Linked DNA regions of Homo sapiens: region 1 is linked to region 2. Evidence: read pairs that join two places in POLR2A ChIA-PET (ENCODE). Cell type or tissue: MCF 10A. All regions are shown on one strand. Each heading gives the region's core, and the rest is flanking DNA. Links, peaks and the distances in the headings are about the cores only.

Evidence for each region. ChIA-PET counts read pairs that join two places held together with the same protein. Peaks named below come from ENCODE experiments on the same cell type or tissue, not always from the same donor. Only the 100,000 strongest peaks of a DNase experiment are listed, where the experiment ranks them.
Region 1: POLR2A ChIA-PET joins it to region 2 with 5 read pairs; 2 of 35 experiments call an interaction of 5 or more read pairs at or near these places.

The regions. Positions count from the first base shown.
Region 1 is chr4:185,553,245-185,568,580 of GRCh38, reverse strand. No RefSeq gene overlaps it. Among named protein-coding and RNA genes, the nearest start is that of PDLIM3, 25 kb to the right of the region's middle. RefSeq lists enhancers at 1-3,953, 8,313-8,362, 8,513-8,562, 7,766-8,610, 8,603-8,722 and 1 more. In MCF 10A, for the core only: no CTCF peak of the experiment used is centred there; a DNase peak (open chromatin) is centred at 8,500.
Region 2 is chr4:185,613,607-185,628,942 of GRCh38, reverse strand. SORBS2 (sorbin and SH3 domain containing 2) reads left to right here. Exons shown (of 27, transcript NM_001395207.1): 18 at 1,924-2,111; 19 at 4,449-6,029; 20 at 8,792-8,880; 21 at 10,312-10,358; 22 at 13,784-13,898; 23 at 13,984-14,112. Among named protein-coding and RNA genes, the nearest start is that of SORBS2-AS1, 33 kb to the right of the region's middle. In MCF 10A, for the core only: no CTCF peak of the experiment used is centred there; no DNase peak of the experiment used is centred there.

The sequences.
Region 1 (15,336 bases), core at 3,630-11,629, 61 kb after region 2:
GTTGTGATCCTTGGCCAAGGGTGACATGCTCAGCCCACCTCCACTAGGCCTCCTTTTCAGTAGTTATAATTTCAGGGTCTTCTATGTTACCCCAGGTAACCATTTCCTTCAGACCGAAACTATGAAACGAAGAACCCAAATACCCATTTATATGCTGGCCTTAGATAGAAAGACACAATCACTTTCTCTTTTCTTTGCATAATGTTTTTCTAAACTGCAGCCCATTCGCCACCATCCTGCTCTAGGACCACACTAGAATGGAGGAAATTCTCCCAAACAAAGAAAGGTGAACATGAATGAACCTACCCCTGGCTTCTTGGTTTATGACACTCCAGCGTATGACCCAAAGGTCAAAGAACGCTGTTGTGAAAGTAGATTCAAATCTTTCTGTGTTTCGGCCCCTGTTAAGCAAAAGCTTTGAGATCCAAAAACAAAAAACAAAAAACTTGACAATCCTATCGATTTGTACAATGCTGGTGGACCCCTGGAAATAAGTTGTCATTGAAAGTATGAGGCAAACGCCTTTTTTAATGATTTCAAGCAATCTGTGGACCCACAATGCCAGGCAGCACTCTCAAAGGCCTCCTTGTGAGTGTGTGTGCCTGGAGGCTGCGGGTTGCTGGCCCCCTTCCATCGTCCTGCAAACACAGCACCATATTTGTCTTTCAGCTGTCACTATTTGTTAGGAGCCTATAAACAGAAGATTCTTTCTTAGCAACCACTGTGAAAAAGTAAAACCACCCCCACCCCCTCCAAAAAAAAAAAAGTCTGAAATGAGGAAAGAAAGAAAAATGAACTTTGCAAAATTACTTGTGGAAGTCACAATGACAATCCAATATGCAAAGTTTCAAAATTGCTGGCTGCCCTTGGTTTGGGGAAAAAAGAAAAAACTCTGAAGACGTTTTCAGAAGTCAGCTGCCAACAGATTAAGAGGCGACGAGAAATGATCTCACCACCATTTGTAGACGTCTGGTCACGCGGATATCTGCAAGATAACCAAGAATAATCCAGTTACGTGATTCGATTTCATTTCCTTGGAGAATGCTTCAGGCCTCATCTTGCTATTTTTAGCCTTGAGTGTCAAACGCCATGGGAAGCTCGTCCAAGGCTGTTCACAGATTACATGTTCCCCTAGAACAGGTAGGCGTTCTGGAAGCCAGAATCACTGACAAAGTGTCTGGAGATCGAAGCGTTAGAAGGAAGGAGAGACAGTAGGAAAATGGGCCTTTAGATTGGCAGCTACAGAATACCTTCACATAGACATCACCTCTCAGATAGAGAATTACAGAAAAATCATCAAACTGGTAAAGAAAGCATGAACCTTGACCCTAACAAAGAACACTGCAGAGGCCCTGTGGGAGTGCTCATAGCCACTTAATCTTTCAGGAAGTTTAAAATGTTTCTGGAGTGAAATCAGCTCACTCTTGCCAGCCTGAGAACAGCCAGTTTGGAAAACAGGACTTGTAGGCATGGAAACATCATGCATCCTGGTAACAAAACTCATTACAGGGTTTACTGGCAAAAAAATTGTGGAGAGTATCAGGGGTCAGGACAGGTTTGGTGCAATTCTGTGAGGCCAGATAGTATGAAATCCAAAATGACGATAACTAAAATATGCTAAGCTACAGTCATTAAATGGAAAGGATTAAACTTCTGTGAGCCAAGATCTTTCTCCTTCAAGCACTGCCTGTCTACAAGTATCAGGGCTGCTGATAGTCAAAACAACAGAAGGAAAAGATACCCAAACCAAAAATTTTTTTCTAATCCTATATTCCCACTACGCTCTTGAAGATAGATGATAAAGAGACATTGTTCAGAACTGAACTCTCATGAACAAACTGACAAATGTGAAAATATGTGTTATGAACAAAAAGACTCTCACATTGTCTCATTCTGATCTTCACAGAAGCCCTGTGATGAGGGCGTTATCACCGCAGCATGACAGATAAGGAAACAGGCCCAGGGAAGTCGAGGTCAGGAAGCCTCAGAGGCAGGCTCCCGGTCTAACCCCGGGGCTCATTCTCCCCTTCACCCAGTTGTCACCCCACACATGCTGTGCTTTAGGTGAGGATGCACTGATGGGCTGACACATCCAGATGCCAGGGATCATTCCGACGGTGCTGGGACTCCACCTCCAAAAATGCTATTGCAGTAGTATGCAGAGGTTATCAGTGAATGTGTTTTATTCTTACTATAAAAAGGGGAAACTGGGGGTTTTCTCTGTTCAAATCCCCCCCTCCCTCTGTCTCTGTATGAAGGAGCCGTTTTCTTCTTCCTTTCTTCCTTCTTTCTTGCCTAATAAATTTTCTCTCCTTAAAACCAAAAAAAAAAAAAAAAGAAAAGGAAACTGCTGTATATCATTTTCGTATTAGAAAAAAACTCTTTTCTTTGATCATAAAGTTTTTCCTTCTTTTTTTTTCTCACTCTCTTCCTTGCGTCTCCTTCTCTCTGCACTCTTCACATTCATTCACCTTACAATGGAGCCCCATACATTCTTAAAGTCCAGCTGGAGCTGAACTCCAAACTTCCCCGTGTCCTTGCTAGAGCCAGATGGTGCTTCAGTGACCACCCCAACCTTGCCTTCCTTCTCCCCCAGGCCTTCCCCCTGCACCCCATGCCAGCTGCTTTGTTTGCTGATAACGTCACAGGACAGGCAGTCATAGGCAACAACGAGGCCTCCAGGCAAGCTGGAGAATTGGTCACAGCCACTGCCAACTTCTCAGGACCCTCAGTCTTCTAGAAGCCTCTCTTAAAATGCCCAGAGTAAGTAACAGTGGAGAATGAAAAATTGGAGAAAGCATCATAGAGGTTAGCAAGAGTGGTGTGGCTCAACTTGGTGCCAGCCTGTGAAACCTATAAGCAGTGCTATGGTTTGAGAGCAGCAACACAACCATACATAATTAGGACTATGGTGGAAATTACCACATTCCAACCTAAGCCGCCTCCTCTATACAACTTTTAATCATTTTTTTTCCTTTTCTTTTTTCTCTCTAGTTGTAATTTAGATATTTAAGAAATAAAGTTTTCCCTGCCAGGATACTAAAAGTTAACCACAGCTATAATAGGTTAAAAGGTCCTTATGACTTTAAGAATTCAAATTTACTTTCCTAAGTGTTCAATTTAACATAACACAAGAAAAGAAAAGGAAGGGGAAATTCAAAAACTTGTCACTAAAAAACAAAAATTCTCCAGTATTATTTGTAATATACATAATTATATACATTTGAACCATCAATTTGCATGAATTTACACTTTTCTTAAAATCGACAATGCAAAATGTTGGCAAGGATGTGGAGCAACTAGAACTCTCATACACTGCCAGTGAGGATGCAAAATGGTACAACCATTTAGAAAAACTCTACGGCAGTCTCTTAAAAAGGAAACCACATGGCTGGGTGCAGTGGCTCACACCTGTAATTTCAACACTTTGTGAGGCTGAGGAGGGTGGATCACTTGAGGTCAGGAGTTCAAGACCAGCCTGGCCAACATGGTGAAACCCCATCTCTACTAAAGATACAAAAATTAGCTGGGCATGGTGGTGTGTGCCTGTAGTCCCAACTACTTGGGAGGCTGATGCAGGAGAATCGCTTGAACCAGGAGGGGGAGGTTGCAGTGAGCAGAAATCACATCATTGCACTCCAGCCTGGACAACAGTAAGACTGTCTCAAAAAGAAAAAAAGGTAAGCAAATACCTTCCATAGGATCCAGTCAGTCTACTCCTAGGTATTTACCCCAAATAAATGAAAATGTAAGCCTACACAGAGACTTGTACATGAATGTTCACAGCAGCATTACTCAAAATAACTAAAAACTAAAACAATCCAGATGCTCATCAATAGGTATGGATAAACAAACTGTGATATAGTCATATGAAAGAATAGTACTCAACCAAAGAAAAAAGCATGGTGAAAGAGTCGGGGGTGTGGACAGCTGATACATGCAACCTCACGGGTGACTCTTAAAGTCATTATGATAGATTTTAAAAGCCAGACTCAAAGAGTCTATACTGCATGATACTACTTGTAAAAGTCTAGAAAATGCAACTAAGTCCACAGTGACAAAAAGCAGATCAGTCAGATCAGTGGTTGCATGAGGCCAGGGACAGAAAGAGAAAAACTTCAGAAGGAAACTTTCAAGGGTAAATGGAAATATTGTGTTTCTTAAATTTTGGCAGTGACTTCATGGGTGTGTACAAAACTCAGCTAATTGAACACTTTAAATAAATCGAATGGTGCAATGTAAATGGATGCCTTTTACTGTATGTAAATTATACCTCAATAATGTTGATTATAAAATCGTAGTTAATAAATTAGGAATGTTTACATGTGATCACCATTCTTTTTATTATGAAACAATTCCCCATAGAATCTTTTTACATATCTAGGACACTTTAAATATGATTTTTATTAGCAAAAGCAAAGGAAAGGATTTCAGCAGCCTTTCATGCAGCCATTCCTTGCTCATCACAGGAGGCCGAGGTCAGTGTTCAGTGATGCCGCACAGCACTGGGTGACATATTTCTATCACCAATGCCCCTGGTTTCTGTATCCATCACTAACTAGGCTCCATTCTGGACTCACATGCTCTTCTTTAAGCAGCTAACACAAAACACACCAAGGAGCACTTGAATCTTTAGAAAGCTTATGTTTATAAACCAAAAATAAAATCCTAACTCCTCAACAGACTGAACAGACCTCCTCCAGGGCCAAGAGAACTCTGGAGGAACCTGAAAAACTGATTTCCTGGCCACGAAAGGAAAGAAGGCTAGGCATACTTCATCCAGCATACTCCGTCTCACCCGCTCCCCGGCCTTTTGGAGTTTAGGGAAAACTGACCAGCATTAACATTAAAATACAGATCATAAGACTTAAAGAAGACTGAAAGAAGACTCTTTGTGGCATTAAGATGCCAAATTCCAACCTGACTCTGGTATAGCACCACATAGCAGAGAGGCTCTGAAGAAAATAAAAATATTTTCTCCCAACATGTATTTACTTGACACATTTTGAAATGGTCCTGCAAAGCCATCTTTCATGGGGGAAATTTGCATCTGGAAAGAATCTCCATTTATGCAGCCAGGCCGTTCCCAGATCTAGAAGAGATTAACTAAGAGTCTGAAACGTTAAGGCCCTAAAAGGGACATTTGCCCTCTATTCTCTCTGAAGGCTGCTACTTGGAGGCTTCATCTAACTGACAAGAACCTTGGCTTCCACAACCTCCTCATCATAACTAAGCATTTCTTTCTGCTGTCTTCGAACCTTTAGACAAAGTTTAATTCAACCAATTGCCAACTCAATCAATTGCCAATTGCCAAATCATTGAATCCACCTATGACCTATAAGTCTCCGCCTCTTCAAGATATCCTGCCTCTTTAGGCTGAACAAATGTGCACCTTCCATATATGAATTTATGTCTTTGCCCGTAATTTCTGGTCACTCATACTGGCTCAGAATAAACCTCTTCACATGTTGTACAGAGTTTGTTTTTCTCATAAACATGTTTCACTATCACTGGTGCCAATGAGCTAATAATATTTTATCCTTGCTAAATATTTTTCTTCATTTTTTTTTTTGATACGGGGTCTCACTCTGTTGCCCAGGCTAGAGTGCAATTCAGCTCACTGCATCCTTGACCTCCTGAGCCCAGGCAATCCTCCCACCTCAGCCTCCAGAGTAGCTAAGACTAAAAGCATGCACCACCACACCCAGCTAATTTTTTTCTATTTCTTGTAGAGACAGGATTTCACTACGTTGCCTAGGCTGGTCTCAAACTCCTGGACTTAAGTGATCCTCCCACCTTGGCCTCCCAGAGTGTTGGAATTACAGGTGTGAGCCACCATACCTGGCCTATTTTTTTTTTCCAAAGCTGTTTGGCAACGTTCTGAGTAAACTTCTCTCTGGCTCTGGAATGATGTCATTTTTCCAGCAGCTCACCTCCGATCCTGAGGAGCAGGCACTGACAAACACTCCCTCCATATGCAGGGGGCACTCCCTATGAAGGCTCAGAACCAGAGGTGGTTCTGCTCAAAAGCACAGGACAGAAACATTGAAGAAAATGCTTTTAAGAACTGAGAACCGAAATTTTACCCTCAGAGCAGCAGGTTCATGAGTAAGGAGACAATGAGTGAATGTTCCAGGAAGAATTGTCACTTCATCATGAAGGCATCACCCTGGGGTCAGGAGAGAGACAGAACCCACTCTAGAGGTGGTGCTTTTGGAGCGAATCCCTCTAGAATCACGGTCATCGATACACAAATCCTCATGGCAATTGCAGAAGTTTCCCACGCATAAAGAGAAATACATGGAATCTAGTCAGAGAGGATTCTTGAGGGCAGACACAGAGACCTTCAAGTAAGGGGTACTATATACGGCATTCAGTCATTCCCTTCGTTATCCTCTCATAATGGAGAGTAAGGCAAGAGTCTGAGCCCTGGACACCACTGGTGGAGGAGATAGATGTTCCCTTCCATCAGCCTGTCTGTCTGCCTTCCAGCCACGGAGGCTACTGGGTGTTGCCCTGACTCCAGGCATCATTTTGCAACCATGAATTTACAAAGAGGCAGAAGACCTAGAAGAAAGACTAAGCACCTTACCATTTCTGTTGAAAGGCCGAAGATATCAAAATATGACTCATGAACTAGCATAACCCTATGTGAGACCCAAGGATGGAAAAGGACAATAGGGACACTCATCACAATGATGGGGCAGAGAGGTCTGAAGGATGGATTTGGACACAGCAGCAGGGCCTTGGCAGTGAAGGAATTGCCAGTCCTGGGGCAGGGTGCAGGTGACACTGACACCTCATTGCCCCAACCTCTGTCACAGTGTATGTGCTAAAAGGAAAATGGCTACTACACATAGGAGTGGACGGGATGTGTCACCAAGAGCTGTGATACCTAGATCCGTGACACCAAGAGCTGTGTCACCAAGAGCTGTGACACCAAGAGCTGTGACACCTAGAGCTGTGATACCTAGAGCTGTGTCACCAAGAGCTGTGACACCTAGAGCAGTGTCACCGAGAGCTGTGACACCAAGAGCTGTGTCACCAAGAGCTGTGTCACCAAGAGCTGTGACACCAACAGCTGTGTCACCAAGAGCTGTGATACCTAGAGCTGTGTCACCAAGAGCTGTGACACCAACAGCTGTGTCACCAAGAGCTGTGATACCTAGAGCTGTGTCACCAAGAGCTGTGATACCTAGAGCTGTGTCACCAAGAGCTGTGACACCAAGAGCTGTGACACCAACAGCTGTGTCACCAAGAGCTGTGATACCTAGAGCTGTGTCACCAAGAGATGTGACACCTAGAGCTGAGTCACCAAGAGCTGTGACACCAAGAGATGTGACACCTAGAGCTGTGATACCTAGAGCTATGTCACCAAGAGCTGTGTCACCAAGAGCTGTGACACCAAGAACTGTGTCACCAAGAGCTGTGATACCTAGAGCTGTGTCACCAAGATCTGTGACACCAAGAACTGTGTCACCAAAATCTGTGATACCTAGAGCTATGATACCTAGAGCTGTGTCACCAAGAGCTGTGTCACCAAGAGCTGTGACACCAAGAGCTGTGATACCAAGAGCTGTGACACCAAGAGCTGTGATACCTAGAGCTGTGTCACCAAGAGCTGTGACACCAAGAGCTGTGATACCTAGAGCTGTGTCACCAAGAGCTGTGACACCTAGAGCTGTGAGACCAAGAGCTGTGTCACCAAGAGCTGTGACACCAAGAGCTGTGATACCTAGAGCTGTGTCACCAAGAGCTGTGACACCTAGAGCTGTGACACCAAGAGCTGTGTCACCAAGAGCTGTGACACCTAGAGATGTGACACCAAGAGCTGTGATACCTAGAGCTGTGTCACCAAGAGCTGTGTCACCAAGAGCTGTGACACCTAGAGCTGTATCACCAAGGCTTTGGCCTCAGGGAGTTTTATTATGGGATGTTCTTGGCTGAACATGAGCATGAGGGAGCATCAGGAGTACGGAGTCCATTCAGTCCCCTTGGCCACCCCAGGGAGGCAGAGAGGCTGGTCACTGGGAGACCTGAAGGTGCAGGGTCCAGCCTCAGGACGAGAAGTACTGCCGTGGGCTCACAGTCTCCATCTTCCGAGAGAACTCTGAGGGCCTAACTGTGACATAAAAGCCATCACCTGAGTACCAGTGTGTTAGGCTGTTCTTGCATTGCTATAAAGAAATAACTGACACTGGGTAATTTATAAAGAAAAGAGGTTTAATTGGCTCATTGTTCCGCAAGCTGTACAAGCATGGTGCTGACATCACTTGGCTTCTGGGGAGGCCTCCGGAAGCTTTTACTCACGGCAGAAGGCAAAGCAGGAGCAGGCATTTCACACGGTGCAAGTAGAAGCGAGAGAGAGAGCTGGGCAGGAGGAAGTGCTGCACACTTTTAAATGACCAGATCTCATGTAAACTCAGAGTGTGAGCTCACTCATCACCAAGGGGACAGCCCAAGCCATTCATGAGTACCCACCCCCATGATCCAAACACCTCCCACCAGAGCTGGGTGAGGCCTGTGACTGCCAGCTTTCCCCCACTTCCCTGACAGCCTGCATGACTCAGCAGAGGCAGACATAATCCTCCTAGGTACACAACTCCAGCGACCTGGGAATCTCACCCCCATCCCCCACAGCAGCCACAGCAAGGACTGCCCAAGGAGAGCCTGAGCTCAGACATGCCTAGCCCTGCCCTCACCTGAGGGTCCCTCCCTACCCACCCTGGTAGCAGAAGACAAAGGGCATATAATCTTGGGAATTCTAGGGCCCCGCCCACTGCCAGTTCCTCTACACACTACCACAGCTGATGCTTTCTGGAAAGCACCACCTCCCAGCAGGAGGTCAAACAGCACAAAAATAGAGCATTAAACCACCAAAGCTAAGAACCCTCACGGAGTCCATTGCACCCTTCCCCCAGCCCCAATTGCCACCTCCACCAGAATAGGGGCTGGCCTATTCTTCTCTCCCCGTGGCTGAGAGACCCATAGACGGTTCACATCACAGGACTCTGTGCAGACAACACCCAGTACCAGCCAGGAGCCGGGTAGACTCGCTGGGTGGCTAGACCCAGAAGAGAGACAACAATCACTGCAGTTCGGCTCACAGGAAGCCACATCCATAGGAAAAGGGGGAGAGTATTACATCAGGGGAATACTCCGTGGGACAAAAGAATCTGGACAGCCTTCAGCCCTAGACCTTCCTGTGACAGAGCCTACCCAAATGAGAAGGAATCAGAAAACCAATCCTAGTAATATGATAAAACAAGGCCCTTCAACACCTCCCAAAAATCACATTAGTTCACCAGCAATGGATCCAAACCAAGAAGAAATCCTTGAATTATCTGAAAAAGGATTCAGGAGGTTAGTTATTAAGCTAATCAAGGAGGAACCAGAGAAAAGTAAAACCCAGTGCAAGGAAGTCCAAAAAACAATACAAGAAGTGAAGGGAGAAATATTCAAGGAAATAGATATCTTAAAGAAAAAAACAATCAAAAATTCAGGAAACACTGGACACACTTATAGAAATGCAAAATGTTCTGGAAAGTCTCAGCCATAAATTGAACCAGTAGAAGAAATTCAGAGCTCGAAGACAAGGTCTTCAAATTAACCCAATCCAACAAAGACAAAGGAAAAAGAATAAGAAAATATGAACAAAGCCTCCTAGAAGTCTGGGATTATGTTAAACGACGAAACCTAAGAATAATTGGTGTTCCTGAGGACGAAGAGAAATCTAAAACCTTGGAAAACATATTGGGGGGAATAATCGAAGAAAACTTCCCTAGCCTTGCTAGAGACCTAGACATCCAAATACAAGAAGCACAAAGAACACCTGGGAAATTCATCACAAAAAGATCTTTGCCTAGGCACATTGTCATCAGGTTATCCAAAGTTAAGATGAAGGAAAGAATCTTAAGAGCTGTGAGACAGAAGCACCAGGTAACCTCTAAAGGAAAACCTATCAGATTAACAGCAGATTTCTCAGCAGAAACCCACAAGCTAGACAGGATTGGGGCCCTATCTTCAGCCTCCTCAAACAAGACAATTATCAGCCAAGAATTTTGTATCCAGCGAAACTAAGCATCATATATCAAGTAAAGATACAGTCTTTTTCAGACAAGCAAATGTTGAGAGATTTCGCCACTACCAAGCCACCACTACAAGAACTGCTAAAAGGAGCTCTAAATCTTGAAACAAATCCTGGAAACACATCAAAGCAGAACCTCTTTAAAGCATACATCACACAGGACCTATAAAACAAAAATAAAAGTTAAAAAGCAAAAAACAAAAAACCAAAAGTACACAGGCAGCAAATAGCATGATTAATGCAATGGTACCTCACATTTCAATACTAACATTGAATGTAAATGGCCTAAATGTTCCACTTAAAAGATACAGAACTGCAGAATACATAAGAACTCACCAATCAACTATCTGCTGCCTTCAGAAGACTCACCTAACACATAAGGACTCACATAAAATAAAGGGGTAGAAAAAGTCATTTCATGCAAATGGACATCAAAAGCAAGTGGGAGTAGCTATTCTTATACCAGACAAAACAAACTTTAAAGCAACAGCAGTTAAAAGAGACAAAGAGGGACATTATATAATGGTAAAAGGCCTTATCCAACAGAAAAATATCACAATCCTAAACATATATGCACCTAACACTGGAGCTCCCCAATTTATAAAACAATTACGAATAGACCTAAGAAATGAGATAGACAGCAACACAATAATAGTGAGGAACTTCAATACTCCACTGATAGCACTAGACAGGTCATCAAGACAGAAAGTCAACAAAGAAACAATGGATTTAAACTACACCTTGGAACAAATGGACTTAACAGATATATACAGAACATTTCATCCAACAACTGCAGAATACACATTCTATTCAACAGCGCACAGAATAGACCAAGATAGACCATATGATAGGCCATAAAATGAGCCTCAATACATTTAAGAAAATTGAAATTATATCAAGCACTCTCTCAGACCACAGTGGAATAAAACTGGAAATCAACTCCAAAAAGAACCTTCAAAACCATGCAAATACATGGAAATTAAATAACCTGCTCCCGAATGAGCACTGGATCAAAAAACAAAATCAAGATAAAAATTAAAAAATTATTCAGGCCAGGCACAGTGGCTCATGCCTGTAATCCCCAGCACTTTGGGAGGCCGAGGTGGGCAGATCACAAGGTCAGGAGTTCAAGACCAGCCTGGCCAATATGGTGAAACTCCATCTCTACTGAAAAAAAAACACACACACAAAAATTAGCCAGGCGTGGTGGTGCATGCCTGTAGTCCCAGCTACTTGGGAGACTGAAGCAGAAGAATCACTTGAACCTGGGAGGCGGAGAATGCAGTGAGCTGAGATCGTGCCACTGACTCCAACCTGGGCAGCAGAGTGAGACTCCTTTTCCAAAAAAAAAAAAATCTTCAAACTGAACGACAATAATGACACAACCTACCAAAACCTCTTAGGAATATACCTAACCAAGGAGTCAAAAGACCTCTACAAGGAAAACTACCAAATGCTGCTGAAAGAAACATAGATGACACAAACAAATGGAAACACATCCCATGCTAATGGATGGATATAATTAATATTATGAAAATGACCATACTGCCAAAAGCAATCTACAAATTCAACGCAATCCCCATCAAAATATCACCATCATTCTTCACAGAATTAGAAAAAATAATCCTAAAATTTATATGGAACCAAAAAAGAGCCCACATTTCCAAAGCAAGACTAAGCAAAAAGAACAAATCTGGAGGCATCACACTACCTGATTTCAAACTATACTATAAAGCCATAGTCACCAAAATAGCATGGTACTAGTATAAAAACAGGCACATAGACCAATGGAACAGAATAGAGAACCCAGAAATAAACCCAAATACTTACAGCCAACCAATCTTTGACAAAGAAAACAAAAACATATAAAGTGGGGAAAGGACGCCCTTTTCAACAAATGGTGCTGGAATAATTAGCTAGCCACATGTAGGAGAATGAAACTGGATCCTCATCTCTCACCTTGTACAAAAATCAACTAAAGATGGATTAAGAACTTAAACCTAAGACCTGAAACTATAAAAATTCTATAAGATAACATTGGAAAACCCCTTCTAGATGTTGACTTAGGCAAGGATTTCATGACCAAGAACCCAAAAGCAAGTGCAATAAAAACAAAGATAAATAGTGGAGACCTAATTAAACTAAAGAGTTTTTGCATGGCAAAAAGAACAGTCAGCAGAGTAAACAGACAATCCACAGAGTGGAAGAAAATCTTCACAGTCTATACATCTGACAAAGGACTAATATTCAGAATCTACAATGACCTCAAACAAATCAGCAAGAAAAAAAAAATCCCATCAAAAAATGGGCTAAGGACATGAACAGACAATTCTCAAAAGAAGACATACAAATGACCAACAAACATATGAAAAAATGCTCAACATTACTAATGATAAGGGAAATACAAATCAAAACCACAATGCGATACCACCTTCCTCATGCAAGAATGGCCATAATCAAAAAATAGTTGATGTTGGCGTGGATGCAGTGAACAGGGAACACTTCTACACTGCTGGTGGGAATGTAATCTAGTACAACCACTATGGAAAACAGTGTGGAGATTCCTTAAAGAACTAAAAGTAGAACTACCATTTGATCCAGCAATCCCACTGCTGGGTAGTGGGATTACTACCCAAACAAAAAGAAGTCATTATATGCAAAAGATACTTGCACACGCATGTTTATAGCAGCACAATTCACAATTGCAAAATCATGGAACCAACCAAAATGCCCATCGATCAATGTCAATGACTGAATAAAGAAACTGTGGTGTATATATATATATATATATATATATATATATATGATGAAATACTACTTAGTCATAAAAAGGAATGAATTAACAGCATTTGCAGTGACCTGGATGAGACTGGAGACCATTTATTCTAAGTGAGGTAACTCAGGAATGGAAAACCAAACCATCGTATGGTTCTCGCTGATACGTGGGAGCTAAGCTATAAGGACCCAAAGGCATAAGAATGATGCAATGGACTTTAGGGACCTGGCGGGGAAGAGTGGGAAGGAGGCAAGGGATAAAAAAAACTACAAATGGGGTGCAGTGTACACTGCTCGGGTGATGGGTGCACCAAAATCTCACAAATCACCGCTAAAGAACTTACTCATGTAACCAAATACCACCTGTGTCTCAATCACTTGTGGAAAAATAAAAATAAAAATAAAGTCTGTATGAAACGAATGATCCCCTGGCGGGGAAAAACACCTCCCACCAGGACCCACCTCCAACATAGGGATTACATTTCAACATGAGATTTGTATAGGTACAAATATCCAAACTATATCAATCAGCATAACCGGGAGTCAAACAGAAGCACTTGTGTCCCGGCTACCTGCAAATTGAAGGAAACAGACACAGAAACAGAAAATTGGACAGGTCAGTCTTATTGTATTGAGAATTAGTGCCCATGGAACAAAGACCCAGACAGTTTGTGAAAACAATGACATTAGAAAGCTTGGAGCATGTCCTGCCTCCTATCTCCCAATTACATGGCCCTGAAGGAGTCTCCATCCAGCTGAACCCAGCAGCACAGTAATGCCCATAGGAAAGGGAGGGCAGCAAGGAGAGCTTCACTGGGGAAGAGAGACAGTCATTTCCGTGCTGAGCATCAATACCGAGTCCTCATGCAATCTTTTCTAAGGGAAAATTCAAATATACCAATTATTTTTCAACATTGCATATTCAAAGTTTGTGATTTTATTCTTGACTTATTCTCAAGTACAGTGTGTGCTTAGCTGGCCAAGTAGGGGGAAAGAAGGGGTGCATGTCCTTTCCAGCTTGGAAGGAATGTGTGCTCTGTGCACATTAGTCTTACTTATCATGCCTGCTCAGTTCCAAGCTTTTTGCTGAGGAACCATAAGATGGGCTCAAATGAAGTAAAAAGGAAATTGGATTCCATCAATCAACACACTAACACACAACCAAAATTAGATGTCATAAGGTTATACTATTTCATCACTTTTAATTAATATTGTCTGTGCATGACCGTTCTTAGAAAATATTTATACAACGTTCCACTTCCTACAAAGAAATTCATCTTTTGGCTTCCCTGCAAATGGAAAAATTACATAGTGAGTTAGGGAAACAGGAAAGTATTGTAGTCCCATTGCTTAATTTTAAAGTGAAATTTATTATAGAAAAATATTTTTCCCCTTTAAATAGAAGATGAAGTGATTTGGAAGCTCTCCCTAACTTTTCTCAAAGAAAACAAATCTGACTTTAGGGTAAATACAATTTTAGGTTATTAAATCATTTTTTTGCTCAAACCAAAATTCAGTACTAATCTAAATCAGGAATAATTAAAAGAACATTTCTGTAGTGCACTTTTTCTTTTTTCACTAGAAATGCTCATTCCTCAGATCAGGGGAAAGTTTTTCTTCTGTTTCTTCTCCAAGATAGCTTGTGAAAGCTCTGCCCTAAGAGTACTGATGGCATATCTTCTCATCTCTCCTCTTGAGGCAAGCCAACGACTAGCCACTCTGGAACCCTTATCAGCTTCTCTAATTCATTGCTCTTGGGTCCCCGAGAAGGCCCTGAGTCAGATAGCTCTGGGTAGAGGTGTTCGCTGGCTGTGTGACCTTGTGCACATTAGTTACCTCCATGAGCTCCAATTTTCTCAGCTGCAAAGTGGAGCTCCAGCAGGACTCACTCCACAGCATTGCCAATAGAAGCATCCCCTGGAGGGGGAAAAAACCACCAGTGGTGTTTGGTGGCAGCAGTGGTGGTGGTGGTGGTGGTGGTTATGCTTCAAGGGCCACCCTCCACTGCATGACAAGGATGAAGCAAATTCTGGATAGGACTCCAATGAGTATGTTCCTTAGTCAACTCATCAGCTGATTTGAAGGGATGTTCACCCTAGTGAAGGAGTGCCATGACAGAACTGGATCTCTTCTTTCACAGGAAATAATTTCTCATAAAAAATTTAAGTGCAATTCAGAATTCCTTGGAGTAGTATACTAGGAATGGATTTGCTCAAGCCATTTGCCAACCCTGCTCTTGGTACTCTCTGAATGGGCTAGGTCTTCACCAACAGGAAATTTTCAGAGGATTCAACATCCTATGTAACTACGTAGAATCAACCTATAGAATCATGGACTTCAGAGTCCTATCTACCTAGATTCAAATCTTGCCTCTGCCATTTATTTGCTGGATGTTCCCTGAGGAAGTATTTAGCTTTTTTATGTCTTGGTTTCCTCATAAATAAAATGGGCATATTAATAGTGCTTTCTCCATG
Region 2 (15,336 bases), core at 3,302-11,301:
ACAGTGTGCTGTGCCATATGTGGCTTCATTCATTAACATTGGTCTTAAATGATACTGTACTCAAACTCAAAACCATGACAGAAACTCCCTGCTGTTCTAGACTATTGACAGTATTTTATGCAACTGAGGGGAAGGAATCTTTAATAGTTAATTTGCTGACCAGATTACTGGTACTGATTGATTGACTGACTGATGAGACAGGGTCTTGCTCTGTTGCCCAAGCTGGAGTGCAGTGGTGCAATCATGGCTCACTGCAGCCTCAAACTCCTGTGCTCAAGCTATCCTCCCACCTCAGCCTCCTGAATAGCTGGGACTACAGGCACATGACACAACTGGCTAACTTTTTTATTTTCTGTAGAGACAGAGTCTCACTAGGTTGTCCAGGCTGGTCTCAAACTCCTGACCTTGAGCCATCCTCCAGCCTTGGCCTCCCAAAGTACTTGATTACAGACGTGAGCCATCATACTCAGCCTTCATTCATTATTTAAATAAAAAATGTTGGAATTCCAATATAACATCTTCTAAAGCTAAGATGATAGAGATGATAGGACAAGCTGCAGGCAACCCTTGAGGTGAGAGAGATTTTCCTCTCTTGATGTCTTTTTTTTTTTTCAGTTATTTCCTGTATTTGGTATGCCCCTCTGGATATATTCATGTTGTTAGAACTCCGCTTTATAGAGAAAAGATACAAGATACAAATTATAGCACTGAATTCTCAATCAACATATTACACTATAGGAGAATTTTGACGTTCAAAGATGTTTAAAAACTTAGGTTCACACAAAAACCAGCAGGTGGTTTTCTTAGGAGCATTATTTATAATTGCTAGAAGTTGGAAGCAACCAAGATGTCCTTCAATAGGTGAATGGATACATAAACTGTGGCGCATCCATGTAATAATAGAATGTGACTCAGCAATACAAAGAAATGAGCTATCAAGTGACAAAAAACACATGGAGGAGCCTTAAAAGTGTATCACCGAGTGCAGGAAGCCAACCTGAGAGGCCACATTCTGCATGATATCAACTGGGCATGGTGAAAAGGCGAAACTGTGGAGGCCGTGTGGAAAGATCAGTGGGTGCCAGGATGAGCGGGAGGAAGGGAGGGATGAAAAGCTGGAGGACAGAAGCTTTTTATGGCGGGAAGACTATTTTATATGATTGACACATTAATGATGGACACACATCATTATACATTTCTCAAAACCCCTAAAATGTTTAAGACAAAACATGAACTCAAATGTAAACTATGGACTTGGGGTGACGACGCATCAGGAAAGATTCATCAATTGTGACAATGTACCCACCAAAAGAATATGTAAATGATAAGGGAAACTGTGCAAGAGGAAAGGGACTATAAGGAAACTCTCTACACTTTCCAGTCATTATTTCTGTAAGCCTAAAACTGCCCTAAAAAAATTTAGTTGTCCGGGCACAGTGGTTCACGCCTGTAATCCCAACACTTCAGGAGACTGAGGCTTGAGGATTACTTGAGCTCAGGGGTTTGAGACCAGCCTGGGCAACATAGTGAGACTCTGTCTCTACATAAATAACAAATTTAAAAAAATTAGCCAGGTGAGGTGGCACCCACCTGTGGTCCCAGCTACTCAGGAGGTTGAGGCGGGAGTATCCCTTGAGCCCAGGAGTTTGGGGCTGCAGTGAGCTGTGATTGCACCACTGCGCTTCCAGCCTGGGTGACAGAGCCAGAAGCCATCTCAAAATAAATAATAAGGTCTATTCATTTTTTAAAAGATCCTTCTAGAGAAATCATGTTGAACATCAAGGGATGAGTTCCTAGCAATGCAGTTTTGGGGATAGAGGTTTAGGAGTTACGCCATTGTCACTAGCACGTTCCACCGGTTTTTCTGGTGCACACCCGAACCTCCTCCAGTGCCAATCAAACAGATCTGATTCCTTCTTTCAGTTCTGCAAGCATGGCCAGTGACTTCAGGAAGCGGAGGAAGAGCGAGCCTGCAGTGGGTCCACCACGGGGCTTGGGAGATCAAAGTGCGAGCAGGACTAGCCCAGGCCGAGTGGACCTCCCAGGATCAAGCACCACTCTTACAAAGTCTTTCACTAGCTCTTCTCCTTCTTCCCCATCAAGAGCAAAAGGTGAGCATAGTAAATGAAAACACAACAATTTACTAGTTTACGTTTTAGCCTAGAGCACTGTGTGAAAGCTGGCCCAGTGATAGTGGCATGTGCCAGCTCTCACCTACAGTGTCTGGAATAAAATATAGTTTTAGAACAATAGCCTTCTTCCCACCCAGACTGACTCAAGCTGGCGAGCCACTTAGGTTGCTTAAAGAACTCTGACTAGCATCTGCTAATGCTTTTTTCCCCCAAATAGATCCCTTTCTAAACAAATTGAAAGTATCAAATAATGTATCATCAGGCTACTAAAAGATGTATTTTGTAAACATTGACATATAGTCAAAATTTTCTAATGTTTCTACAACTAGCAAATTAGTCAAATTTATAGGATAAAAATTACAAGCAGCAACAGAGCAAATTGTTGGCTAAAATATACATTGGTTTGGAGGGTTTTAAAAAATTATTCAATTCTAGATTTTAAAAAAATCCGACCTATTAATTTCTTTAGCCATTTGCTGTATATTTTGGGCCACCTTCACATGAACAGTGGAGCATCCACCTCCTGCCATGTAACACAGTGGTCAATTCACAGCAGCTCACAGTCAGGACTAATTGGTCCCAAACCATAATGATATCACTGAGGAATCACCAAGCCTTTTTTTCTGGATGGCCCGTCTCCTCTCTGCAAGTGTAGGGAGCTCACTGTTGAAAGAAGTCACTCCTTCTGGTTTCTGGAAGACCATTTAGTGGTATTCCTTGAGGACAGGAATATTTCTGAGATGGAGAGTGAGGATTGAACCAGCCCCTACAGGGAGCTAGGGCTCTACCAAATGTGGGACCCCACAATCTCCTCTAATATCTTGGGATTGAAAGAGAAGAGAAAGAGATTTTGAAATGTGTAAAGAAATTGAGCTCTAATGTAAGTTTCTATAAAACCAGACCAATTCAGCTACACCTATCAACTATAGTCACTAAAACCATTGCCACATGGTAGTTAAAAGTGGTAGCTGATTTGTGTGCAAAAGGTATTCTGGTCGTGATGATTGGACTCTGAGTAGGTGGATGCCTAGCCCTTTTAAGGCCTTGTAAAGCTGTGATATCAGCTGATGGTTCAGGGCGTGTGAGCCCCATCCATCACATCTTTCCTCTGAGGAGCAGAGATGCCTTATCAGATTCAACTCACTTATTCAAATGAATATCTTAAGGTAACAAGTAGGTCATGAAATGCCATTGACCTATTATTCTTGGATACTAGCCAAAAGTTAAAAGGGTTCTGATAAATGTAGATATTTGTTTCATCACAGGGAATGTTAAATCAACTTCCTTTCCCAGACAGTACAGATCTACCTAATGTGCTTATCTACTTTTAAAGAATTTAGAGAACATTGTAAGGTATAAGTATTGAATAGAGATATTTTCCTCCATTAGATTTTATTTCTAGGAAGAAAATGTCCTATTAGATATAATTTGGCTCCTCATTTATTAGTTGACTCAGCAAAGCAAAAGAACATTTCCATAGCTATTCAAAATTGAGGCCAAATGTAGATCTCTATTATCAAATTGCAAATGATTTTTCAAAGAACTCTTCCGAGAAAAAAAGCATGGTATATGCACCTCTGATGAAAGTTTTGCATTATATTCAGTTTTCCTATGAGAATTTTGTACCTAATAAAAGGTTAAAGGTAGAGCAATTTAAGAGGTAAATTCGTTTGTTTAAAGAGCTTTAGCTATTTTTTTCTAGAAAAATGTTAGCAGCAATAGTTCACAGCATTTTGATTTTGCAATTTTGGAGAATACTTTGCCTTATAGCTTTTAAAATCTAAAACCCACAAAAAATTATTTGATATAGTCATGAGAGTATTAATTCGATGTAAATGTATAAACCCTTCTTCACCTATGTATCATTACGAATCAAATGAGGCTCAAATTCCGGCCCTATTAAATTGCGTAAGGGTATAACACTTTTGACACTAATTGTTAAACCTTCACTACCAGATCATGCTATCAGCTGAAGCAGCACTATTGTGTTTTGGCAAACAATATTGTCAGAAAGGTGTATGAATTATGCAGTAGGAGTAGGTGTATTTGCTTACGTCGGTTGCTTCTTATACACAGTTTTGTCAACTCTCTCTGCAAAGCTACATTCACTGAAAAAGTATTAGCTCGCTTTAGAATTAGACCTTCTTCTCTAGAGTTGAAGCTCCATGTGTGAACAATCAGCACCTAGATTAAAACACACTAACTGCTTTCTCCTTGCTATGCTGTCTGATGCTTTACTGACATGCTCTCCTCTCTTTGTGAACCTTTTAACTTCTCCAAATGTCTCTCTTCTACCACGCTGCTCTGGATTAAAAGGTGGGGATGATAGCAAAATATGTCCATCCCTTTGCAGTTACTCAGGGCTCAACGGCAACCCCTCCAGTGAGTTAGATTACTGTAGCACTTACAGACAGCACTTGGATGTCCCTCGGGACTCACCAAGAGCCATTAGTTTCAAGAACGGCTGGCAAATGGCCCGGCAAAACGCAGAAATCTGGAGCAGCACGGAAGAAACCGTCTCTCCCAAAATCAAATCCCGGAGCTGTGACGATCTCCTAAACGACGACTGCGATAGCTTCCCGGACCCGAAAGTCAAGTCGGAAAGCATGGGCTCCCTGTTATGTGAGGAGGACTCCAAGGAGAGCTGCCCCATGGCGTGGGGGTCCCCCTACGTCCCGGAGGTTCGCAGTAACGGCAGATCAAGGATCAGACACAGGTCAGCCCGCAACGCCCCGGGGTTCCTGAAGATGTACAAGAAAATGCACCGCATCAACCGCAAGGACCTGATGAACTCCGAGGTGATCTGCTCCGTGAAGTCCAGGATTCTGCAGTACGAGAGCGAGCAGCAGCACAAGGACCTGCTGCGCGCCTGGAGCCAGTGCTCCACGGAGGAGGTGCCCCGGGACATGGTGCCCACACGCATCTCCGAATTCGAAAAGCTGATCCAGAAGTCCAAATCCATGCCAAATTTAGGGGATGACATGCTGTCTCCCGTAACCCTAGAACCACCGCAAAATGGCCTATGTCCCAAGAGGCGGTTTTCCATTGAGTATTTGCTGGAGGAAGAAAATCAAAGCGGCCCCCCCGCTCGGGGCCGGCGAGGCTGCCAGTCTAACGCCCTGGTGCCCATTCACATTGAAGTCACCAGCGATGAGCAGCCCCGAGCACACGTGGAGTTTTCCGACAGCGACCAGGACGGGGTTGTGTCCGACCACAGTGACTACATTCACCTAGAGGGGTCATCCTTCTGCAGTGAAAGTGACTTTGATCACTTTTCCTTCACATCCTCCGAAAGCTTTTACGGATCCAGCCACCACCACCACCATCACCACCACCACCACCACCGCCACCTCATCAGCTCCTGCAAAGGCAGGTGCCCGGCCTCCTACACTCGATTTACCACAATGTTAAAACACGAAAGAGCCAGACACGAAAACACCGAGGAGCCCAGAAGGCAAGAAATGGACCCTGGCCTTTCTAAACTTGCTTTTCTAGTCAGTCCTGTGCCTTTCCGGAGGAAAAAAAATTCGGCTCCTAAGAAACAGACTGAAAAGGCAAAATGTAAAGCATCTGTGTTTGAGGCTCTGGACTCTGCCCTTAAAGACATCTGTGACCAAATTAAAGCTGAAAAGAAAAGGGGGAGCTTGCCGGACAACAGCATCCTGCACCGCCTCATCAGTGAGCTGCTGCCAGATGTTCCCGAGAGGAACTCATCCCTGAGAGCGCTGAGGAGGAGCCCCCTGCACCAGCCTCTCCACCCACTGCCTCCCGATGGTGCTATTCATTGTCCACCCTACCAGAATGACTGCGGGAGAATGCCCCGCAGTGCCTCTTTCCAAGACGTGGACACAGCCAACAGCAGCTGCCACCACCAAGACCGTGGCGGTGCACTCCAAGGTGGATGAGCTTTTCTTTCTTTTTCCTTGTGGTTCAGAGACCCACCCTCCAGCTCTTTCATTTTCCATTCCAACATCTCATCACTCCCGAGCTGGGAGACCATTTGGCGTCGTTATGTGTTGTGAAGCAAAAACTTGTTGTGCAAATATGTCTTACTGAATATTTCTCATTTGCCCATGTGATATTTGGACTTGATGTGTGGCTTAAAGTGATCATCAATTCACAAAAATTTACTCTTTCGAAAACGAGAGGGAAGGCCATTTTGTAGCTCAGCATTAGGGTTGAAACAACCACTACTCACATTGAGACAATAAATTACGTTGTGACATGAATCAAAACCTATAGTTCCACAAATAGCCTTTTAAAAATGTTTATATTAACGTTAAAACTTTATATTCATTCAGTTAATAAATAATTTGTCACATTCTATATAGAAGATACTATATCAAAACATTCAAGAAGCAAAACTGAAATATGTGATTAGTAATTGATGGACACAAAGAAATTAGGGTTTGTTTAATAGCTTTCTCCATTTCAAGGACACAATGGTGATAAAATTTTTGTGAATGTATCTTTAAGCTATATATATAAAAGTCCCATTTCCACCATTTAGTGTATTCATTTTCTCTTTTCCATTACTTAATTCATTCACTTTCTCTTTCTGCTAAAACAGTCCTGTATTGAAATTTGAATTACACTATTCAGGCTAACAGTGACTCTAAACTCTATTTTCATAGATAACTTTGAAGTGGCAACACAAGAATAAATAGCAATTGAAAGGCAGAGGACTATTTTTGAGATTTATATAACTTACAGCCCAGGGTGTTTTAATATTTGTGACCAATTATTTTCATTAATTCTTACAGCACATCTGTTCACTACGTAAATTTTAAGAGGCTGGAATGAACATTCCGGGCTGAAAGTTGGTCAACAGAGAAACTTCTATGCACCAGACACTACAGAGTGCTTTACATACATTATCTAATAAAACTGGCATAGGCCTATGAAATGGGTGTTATTTCAAAAGCCATTTTCAATTTTGGAAGTTGGGCCCAGAGAGGAAAGGAAATTCGTCCAAGGTCACACAGAGAGTAGATAACAGAAAAGAGATTCAAACCCCTAATAATTCAGAATTTATAGTATAAAATATAATCTCAGACAAAAAAAAAGACATAATTCACAGTTCATACTAGTGTCAAATATGGCTCGATTGTTAATTAACTTGCACAAATCTACTTAGTCTTTATGTTTGCTTTCACTTTTGCTACACTATACACTTACGTTTATCTTTGCCTACCCTTAGGCTGAAGCAACATGCTTCAAAATAATAAATTAGAATTTAAAAAATCAATTTCTACAATTCAAAATTTTCACTAATTGAAATGTGTCAGAATCTCATTTTTTAATAAATTAGCTACCTTCTCCAGGCTTTTAATATCCTAATATAACCATCTCTCAATTTTATGTGCAGATAGGAGTACATTTTTGAAACGTAACTTGGAAGGGCTTTGAAATGCATTTAAAAGTATTTTGTTTTTTAGTAAAATATTTACTTTCCAATTGTGTTTCACCCAAGTGAAAAATAGCTTATATTCCCTGGGTTAGAAAAAGTAATTTAAAATTTATGATCATTATGAGGCCCTATGATCATAAAAGTATATTAACTTAGAATTTACATCATCAAAGTAGTCAAAATCCTAAAACAATGTTTTCTTATTATGAATCAGCACTTTAAATTCTTTCATAGATGGATAAAATAAATTTTATTTTTAATGCTTCTTGTTAGTCTGGATAACTAGATATATTTAAGGGATAAAAGAAAGAATTGACAAATATTGACCCAGTTGTACTGATAAAATTCTATAACATAGACTACTGGAATACATTTAATGTCTAGTTACATCTCCATATGTAAGTCACGTAAGTGCAAAAGGTATAAGATACTATTAAGAACTACATGCAATCAAAATTTTGTAATGTGATTATTTATGCTTTGCTTTAAGATGAACAAAAATAATTCAATATTTCATAAGCAATTTGGCAACTGACATGATGCTTTCTGTTTATCCCTTTTTTGCTTGGAGTAAGAAGAAACAATATCTCTTTGTTTCTTTGCTTTCTGATAAGGTGTTTATCATCTGGGCACAAAGGAAGGTCGTAGATAAACAGCATGGCATCTTGAGATTCAATAAGTATTTAAAAACAGAGGAAGAGCGAAGAGGGGAGAGTAAGGCAGAAGGAGAATGTTCATCACCACCCTCCTGTCATCCTCATACTTTCTTTGGTTTTATCTCTTTCTTTTTCATTACTACAGTCTTAAATTACTCCACAAAATGTTTCTTTTTCTACAAATTGTTGCTATTTTCAAATTCTCCATCCTCTGTAAATCTTATAATAGTAATTATAAATAAGAAGCAAAGGCATAGAAACAGAAAGCTTTGGAAAAAATTTATATGAAAAATCCCTCTAACTATAAATTGTCTTACTGGGTGTGGCAATATAATTAATCAGCAATGTAGTAATCATATTTATATAGACAATTATAATTCTGCAACCTCAGATATTTTTCCTTTTGAAATGCTCTTGTTTTGTGTCTTATTTCACAACTTTGTAATGAACTATGAGTTTTATGCCCATGTGTTCGATAACGGTGTCTCTCCAAATTTGGGGAAAAAAGTAGTGGCCACCAGGGAAAATGGCGGAACAGGTTGGCTTGTAATTAAGTGGATACTCACCATGACTGGCCCTGTTCTTTCCAATAGACCGTGAGTCCCCTAGAAGTTACTCATCCACTTTGACTGACATGGGGAGAAGTGCACCAAGGGAAAGAAGAGGAACTCCAGAAAAAGAGGTAGTTAATTTAATAGCATTGGAGTCTTTCACAGCAACACACTTGATACAGCACTTACCAGCCAAAAATTATCCCAAACCAGTAACGAACTCGGACAGGAAATGTGAAAATACTGAGAAACTAGAAACAATTTTCCTTGGGGCCTGAGCATAGCAACTCTGACCCTAGAAGCAGTCCACACCCTGACCCTAGCTGTGGGTCTTCCCTAGTGGTGGCCCAGTTTTGGCCATGAGGCTTCTCCGAGTCTTGACCTGATGCCCATGAACTTAACCATTATGACCTAAAAGTGTCCTGAGTTAGGGCACCTCGTGGAGGCAATAGGTTTCCTCTACAATTTCTTGGCCCGCTGGTCCAGGAGAAAGCCTGATGTCAACTGTGTTGTAAATCAATACAGAGCCTACAGAAATCATTTTTGCTGGCTTCCTTTTATTGGAGAGGATCCCTAAAAAGAGCTTTTAACCAGCCCAGTTCTCGGGATACTGCCCCTGGGAACCACCCACCAACTGAACTCTGTCCAGGGCCCTGAGCCGGGGCTAGAGTTCTTGCTCAAACTGCCTTGGAGCCATGACGGCTGGATGGAAACTAAAAGCTGGACTTGGACTGGTAGCCGCTCCAGAGGATCTTATAGGCGTCTGATGTAGTCCAGAGCCTGTGGGATCCCCAAAGAAGTTAGAAATGGTCCAGGATTCCTAAAGTTCACCAGAGTCATGGGGGAAAAGAATGGAGTGAAGGGATTGTTGGTTGGTGAGGAAGGAAGAGCTGGCCTAGCTAGCTATAGGGTACAGGGTACCTCAGGGAGATCTGTGGCCCCCAGAGTTTGAGGATGGGCACGTGTCACATCACATCACAACTAAAAGACGAGTGGCTGGTGGACAGAGTGTTGAAGGATTCCTGAGCCCTCTAGGGAATGCAAGATGATCACACCTATACTTTTGCCCACTAACCAGCCTCCCAGTGATAATTGAGCTAATATTTTTTGCTAATATGTTAATAAGTGTCTAATGAAGGGAATGATTACTTCTTTTATGACATCTGGTCCTTTTATTATGATTCAGAGGGAGCTGTGTCAATCTCCATAGAACATAGAGCCATTGACCCTCCACATTTATCCTAGGAAGAGCCTTTGTAACAGCCAAAATGATGCCTAGGATGCAAACCTCTGCAGGCATTTTATTCTCTCATTATAACATTAATCTACCTTAGTTCCTAAGATTAAATATGATGGTGAATAAGCCTTCTATTATATTCCTATTATAGCTTAAATATCTAAATGAAGAATGAATGGACTTATTTATAAATTGCTTACAGGATTAACATTACATATGTTTGATGATTCCCTGAGGTTTCCTTTTTCTTTAAGGCACATTAAACTACTTTCTTGTAGAAAATTCAAATTTTAAATTAGTGCTAATTGTTTATCTTCCTTTTCAGAAATTGCCTGCAAAAGCTGTTTATGATTTTAAGGCTCAGACATCTAAGTAAGTAAGATAAATACTCATCATATGATTTAAGGTGGTTTTAAATGTTAGTAATGCTTTAAGAGATAAGCATTGCAGTAGGATCTGTTACAAATGAGGTCTAATTCCCAATGCAGCAATCTACTCTAATTAAATGGTTCCTTCAGAATTACCTTTTATTTTAAGTTTAGTTGAGAATTACTGAGTTTTAAATTACATTAAACATGTTAGGTAGAACACAATGAATTCTAAAGGATAGGAAAAACAAAAAGAATTTAGGAATATTTGTTTTTAGAATTTTGTGTCAATAATGAATTAATGAAGTATTGGGGGCCAGGCACAGTGGCTCATGCCTGTAATCCCAGCACTTTGGGAGGCCAAGGCAGGCAGATGGCTTGAGCCCAGGAGTTCAAAACCAGCCTGGGCAACATGGCAAAACCATGTCTCTACAAAAAATACAAAAATTAGCTAGGCATGGGGGCATACACCTGTATAGTCCCAGCTACTCAGGAGGCTGAGGCAAAAGGATCGCTTCACCGGGAGGTAGACGCTGCCATAAGCTGAGGTTGCGCCACTGCACTCTAGCCTGGGCAACAGAGCAGGACCCTGTCTCAAAAAAAAGAATGAATAAGTAAATAAATAAAGTATTGGGGAGTAATTAACACTAGCTGGGGGAATTTGATAACATTTATTTATCCAAATATTCCAAGCATAGTTTGTGGGGTTGATGACTAGAACTTAGTACAAAGATTCCTGTATTGAAGTCTCCATCCTCAGCCTGCAAAGCTCAGAGATTCTGAGCAAAGTTTTCTCCTTTGGTCTTTTGGTGTCGGTGTTTTCACCATCCTGAATTGCAATATTTCTTTTGCCTTTATTCTTTGCTCAGCAGATAGGCATGTGGTTGCGGAAGCACATAAGCAGACTTATATATAAGAGGGTGTTGCCCAGATTTTTTGTGGCCTATGTGCACAGACCTTTAAGAAACTTTGTTCTCCAGTAGAATTCAAGACAGATATTGAATTCATTGTAAATTGTCATTAAATTATTATATGTTGTTTACACTGAATATATATATATATAATAACCAAAATAATTTACTCATAAAAATGCATATAATATGAGTTAATAGCTCTAGAAACTGTCTCTGGCAGAAGACATATATAAATAAATCACTCAGAATTTGGTAATGCTGCTGAGATAGGAAATGAACTAGATAAGAAAAATCCTGTTTAGAAATTAAGATGTTGAACATGGCTTAAATCTGGCCTGAAGAAAAGCTTACATCTTTTTTTTTCAAATTAGAGAAATAAGATGCTTTGTTTCTACTGTACTCCGGTCCTAACTACTGTTCTGTGGATATGGTGTGACAATTTGTACAATGCATATCAGTTTTATAAAATAATGTTACGGAGCACACGTTTCATTTCTTCTTTGTAAAAATCAATCCATAGCTTTCTTAAATATATAAAAACCTGAGGAATGGCAGGGGATGTGAAGTAGGAAGGGTGTCCACCCAAGGCTCACGAGGTCTTCTGAGAAGTCTTAATTTTAAAAAGCAGCTGGGCACGGTGGCTCATGCCTGTAATCCCAGCACTTTGGGAGGCCAAGGCAGATGGATCACTCGAGGTCAGAAGTTCGAGACCAGCCTGGCCAACATGGTGAAACCCCGTCTCTACTGAAAATACAAAAATTAGCCAGGGGTGGTGGTGGGTGCCTGTAATCCCAGCTACTCAGGAGGCTGAGGTGGGAGAATCACTTGAACCTGGGAGGTGAAGGTTGCAGTGAGCCAAGATCACACCACTGCACTCCAGCCTGGGTGACAGAGCAAGACTCCATCTCAAAAACAAATAAAAATAAAAGTGAGGGGAAAAAAGCAAATGGGACTTTAAAATTCTAGGTCTGAGATGAGAGGGACACAGTTTTGAAAACTTAAGAGTAAGACTTTCCTGTGTCTTAAGGACTTCAAAATTTTAAATGCAACCTATACAAATACAAAAGAGTCTTTTTCATAGCTTTGAAAAATTGGTTGCCTCTGATTCATATGTTCATATTATATTTTAAAAAGCTAGTCTCATTTCCAGAAACAAAACATACCTAGTACAAATGAAACTGTTGTGTTGTGAACATTAAATATCTTGCTTTGCTTTGTTTTCTGTTTTTTACATTAGGCATTTGCACAAAAGAAGGAAGCACTGTATTTGAATGTAAAGCTCCATGAATCTTCTTTGTTTTTAGGGTTACTGAAAATTTAACACATTTTCAATTGTGAAGATTTTAGCACTTCTAAATGTGTGATCATTCTTTTAATATACCACCATTTTTTCGATTAATTCTTTTAATCAATGAGAAGTGTTCTCCATCAGGTATAAATCTCTCTCCATCAAACGGCCTATACTAATAAATGATCCAACTGAAAATTCTGAACCAAAATTTTTTAAAAAAAGATTAAAAAATGAAAATTCTGAACAAAACAATGCAGAAGATTCCAGAGTGGGAGGGCAGATGTATTGCAAAATGAGGCTCTTGGGAGAAGATACAAATTAATCGCCCTCCATCCAAGAATAATTGCGGAGGCAAAATAATGAACCAACCTAATCACCTGGGTGATTAAGCCAGGAAAAATTGATGTAGTGAAGGTGATAAGTTTAGGTGTGAATTATTCAAAATGCATAATGTCATTATAACTTAAAATTATAAATACCCAAATCAAATATACCTACAATTTTCTTAGAAACAGCCAAAATTGAAAAATATAGTGTCTTAAAAATATTTTTATTTTTTGTAAATAAAAGATAGAAAGGCAAGCATTGGCATATGTCTTTGCACTTAAAACACATTCTTCTTGCCCCACTGAAAATTAAAAGTGTAAGATCTTTTCTGTTACACAAAATAAATTCCTTATCAAGATATTCTATTAAAATACCTGTCAACCAACTTCAAAGATCCACAAATAAAATTTGTTCTGGTGTTGGCACTTCTATTCTGAGGCTACATGATATTTGTTTTCCTTCATGTAAGCTTCAGTACATCAAAAGGGGCTGGGGGGCTAGTAACTAACTAGCCAACTAGCTTCAGGACAAAAAAAAAAAAAATCAGTGCAGAACTATTCCATCATTTTTCCAAGCTTCAAAATGCCTCTTCTCTGAACTAATGGTAAAGTAGCAAGAGTCTGTCCCCTCCTTTAAACTTCTTATTAATCTGTCTGTGATTTATATCCAATGGAATGTTTATACTTACTCTGTTTGAAATCATTTCTAAAGTTATAATGTTTTAAGTGCATTCTAAGAATTTGCAAGGATCATTCTTATCTAATCGGACTCAATATCAATTGGATTTTTTAATATTGTAAGTATATTTGCCAAACAAATGCAGATCTAGCGAGGGTGTTGATCTTGAGAATTATTGCTGTACATCACAAAAAGACCATGTCAACGTGTCTCTTCCAGGGAGTTGTCATTTAAGAAAGGAGATACTGTCTACATCCTCAGGAAAATTGATCAAAATTGGTATGAGGGAGAACACCACGGGAGAGTGGGCATCTTCCCGATCTCATACGTAGAGGTAGGTCCTCTCCCTTTCTCTCTTGGATGGCGGTGGTTTCAAAGGTCACCGCAGATTTGAGAATAAATGACTATTTCCTTCATAGAAACTCACACCTCCTGAGAAAGCACAGCCTGCAAGACCACCTCCGCCAGCCCAGCCCGGAGAAATCGGAGAAGCTATAGCCAAATACAACTTCAACGCAGACACAAATGTGGAGCTGTCACTGAGAAAGGTAGCCCAGCTGGTTTTTTGTTTGTTTGTTTTTGTTTGTTTGTTCTTCAGTGGGTTTGAAAAGGCTGTATATTTTCAAAACTAAAATAGGTTATCTTTTTCTTTAGACATTTTTATGTTTACCCTATTTTCTACAAAGGACTCTTTAAGGCAGCCCAGAGTCACGGTTCCCTGCTGGTCCCTGTGTCCTTTTAGAGGAGTTCCCCGTGGGATACCAGGCTTCTCCCTCTGTGGCTTAGTCTGGGAAGCCGGGCATGGGGCTGAAAATCAAGGACTTATACATTCGGGAGCACAAAAGGAAAAAGCAGTTTGATACACTTCAAAATATGTTGTTTTGCTGCCTTATTTTTCAGTCTTTTAAAAACAAGATATTCCAATCCTTATCTTCCTCTATCTTGGAATCTAGGAATGGTCCTAGGTAAAGAAGATCCTTCCTCTTGGGGGAGCCGCTTTAAGAGCCATCTCTGCAGTGCTCTTCCCTGGATCATCCTTCTTTGGGCCTCATAATTGACCCAAATTTCTCTAGCAGCCCATCCAATCCTAGTATCTCTTCTTAATAATATCAAAAGCCTCGAGGCCGGGCATGGTGGCTCACGCCTGTAATCCCAGCACTTTGGGAGGCCAAGGCAGGTGAGCGAGATTCCATCTCAAAAAAAAAAAAAAAAAAAAAAACACAAAAAAACAATCAAAAACCTCTTTTAACCTGCTAGTTTACATAATTGAGAATGATAAATGAATTATTCTTATTGCTTTCTAAATATGACATATATTTGTTTGAGGTAACTGCCTCTGCACACAACACAGGCGAGGTAGTAATATTTAGAGTGGCTCTAGGACCTCCCACACCTACTAGTGAAATCCTTAGCCAGGTGCGATGAAGAGCAATACCACAGTCCTGGTTTGTTCTGGTCCTGGCAGAACCTTGTCTCATTCTCTCCCATCAGTCTTAATTCTGCATCATCAGCCGATTCCTTCTTTCCTATCCTCTGGGCTGCCCCACCTAGCATGAGAACCACAGAGCATTACATGAACTCTGTCTCCTGTTCCATGTTCTACAGAAAGGCTTCACCAATGCCTCTTACAGCTCACACAACAGCCTAGCAACTACCTGTTCTTGGTATACTAGAAAATCGGTGCAATTTTCAGATTTGGGGAGACTGACTTTTTTTTTTTTTTTTTTTTTTTGAGATGGAGTGTCACTCTGTCACCCAGGCTGGAGTGCAAT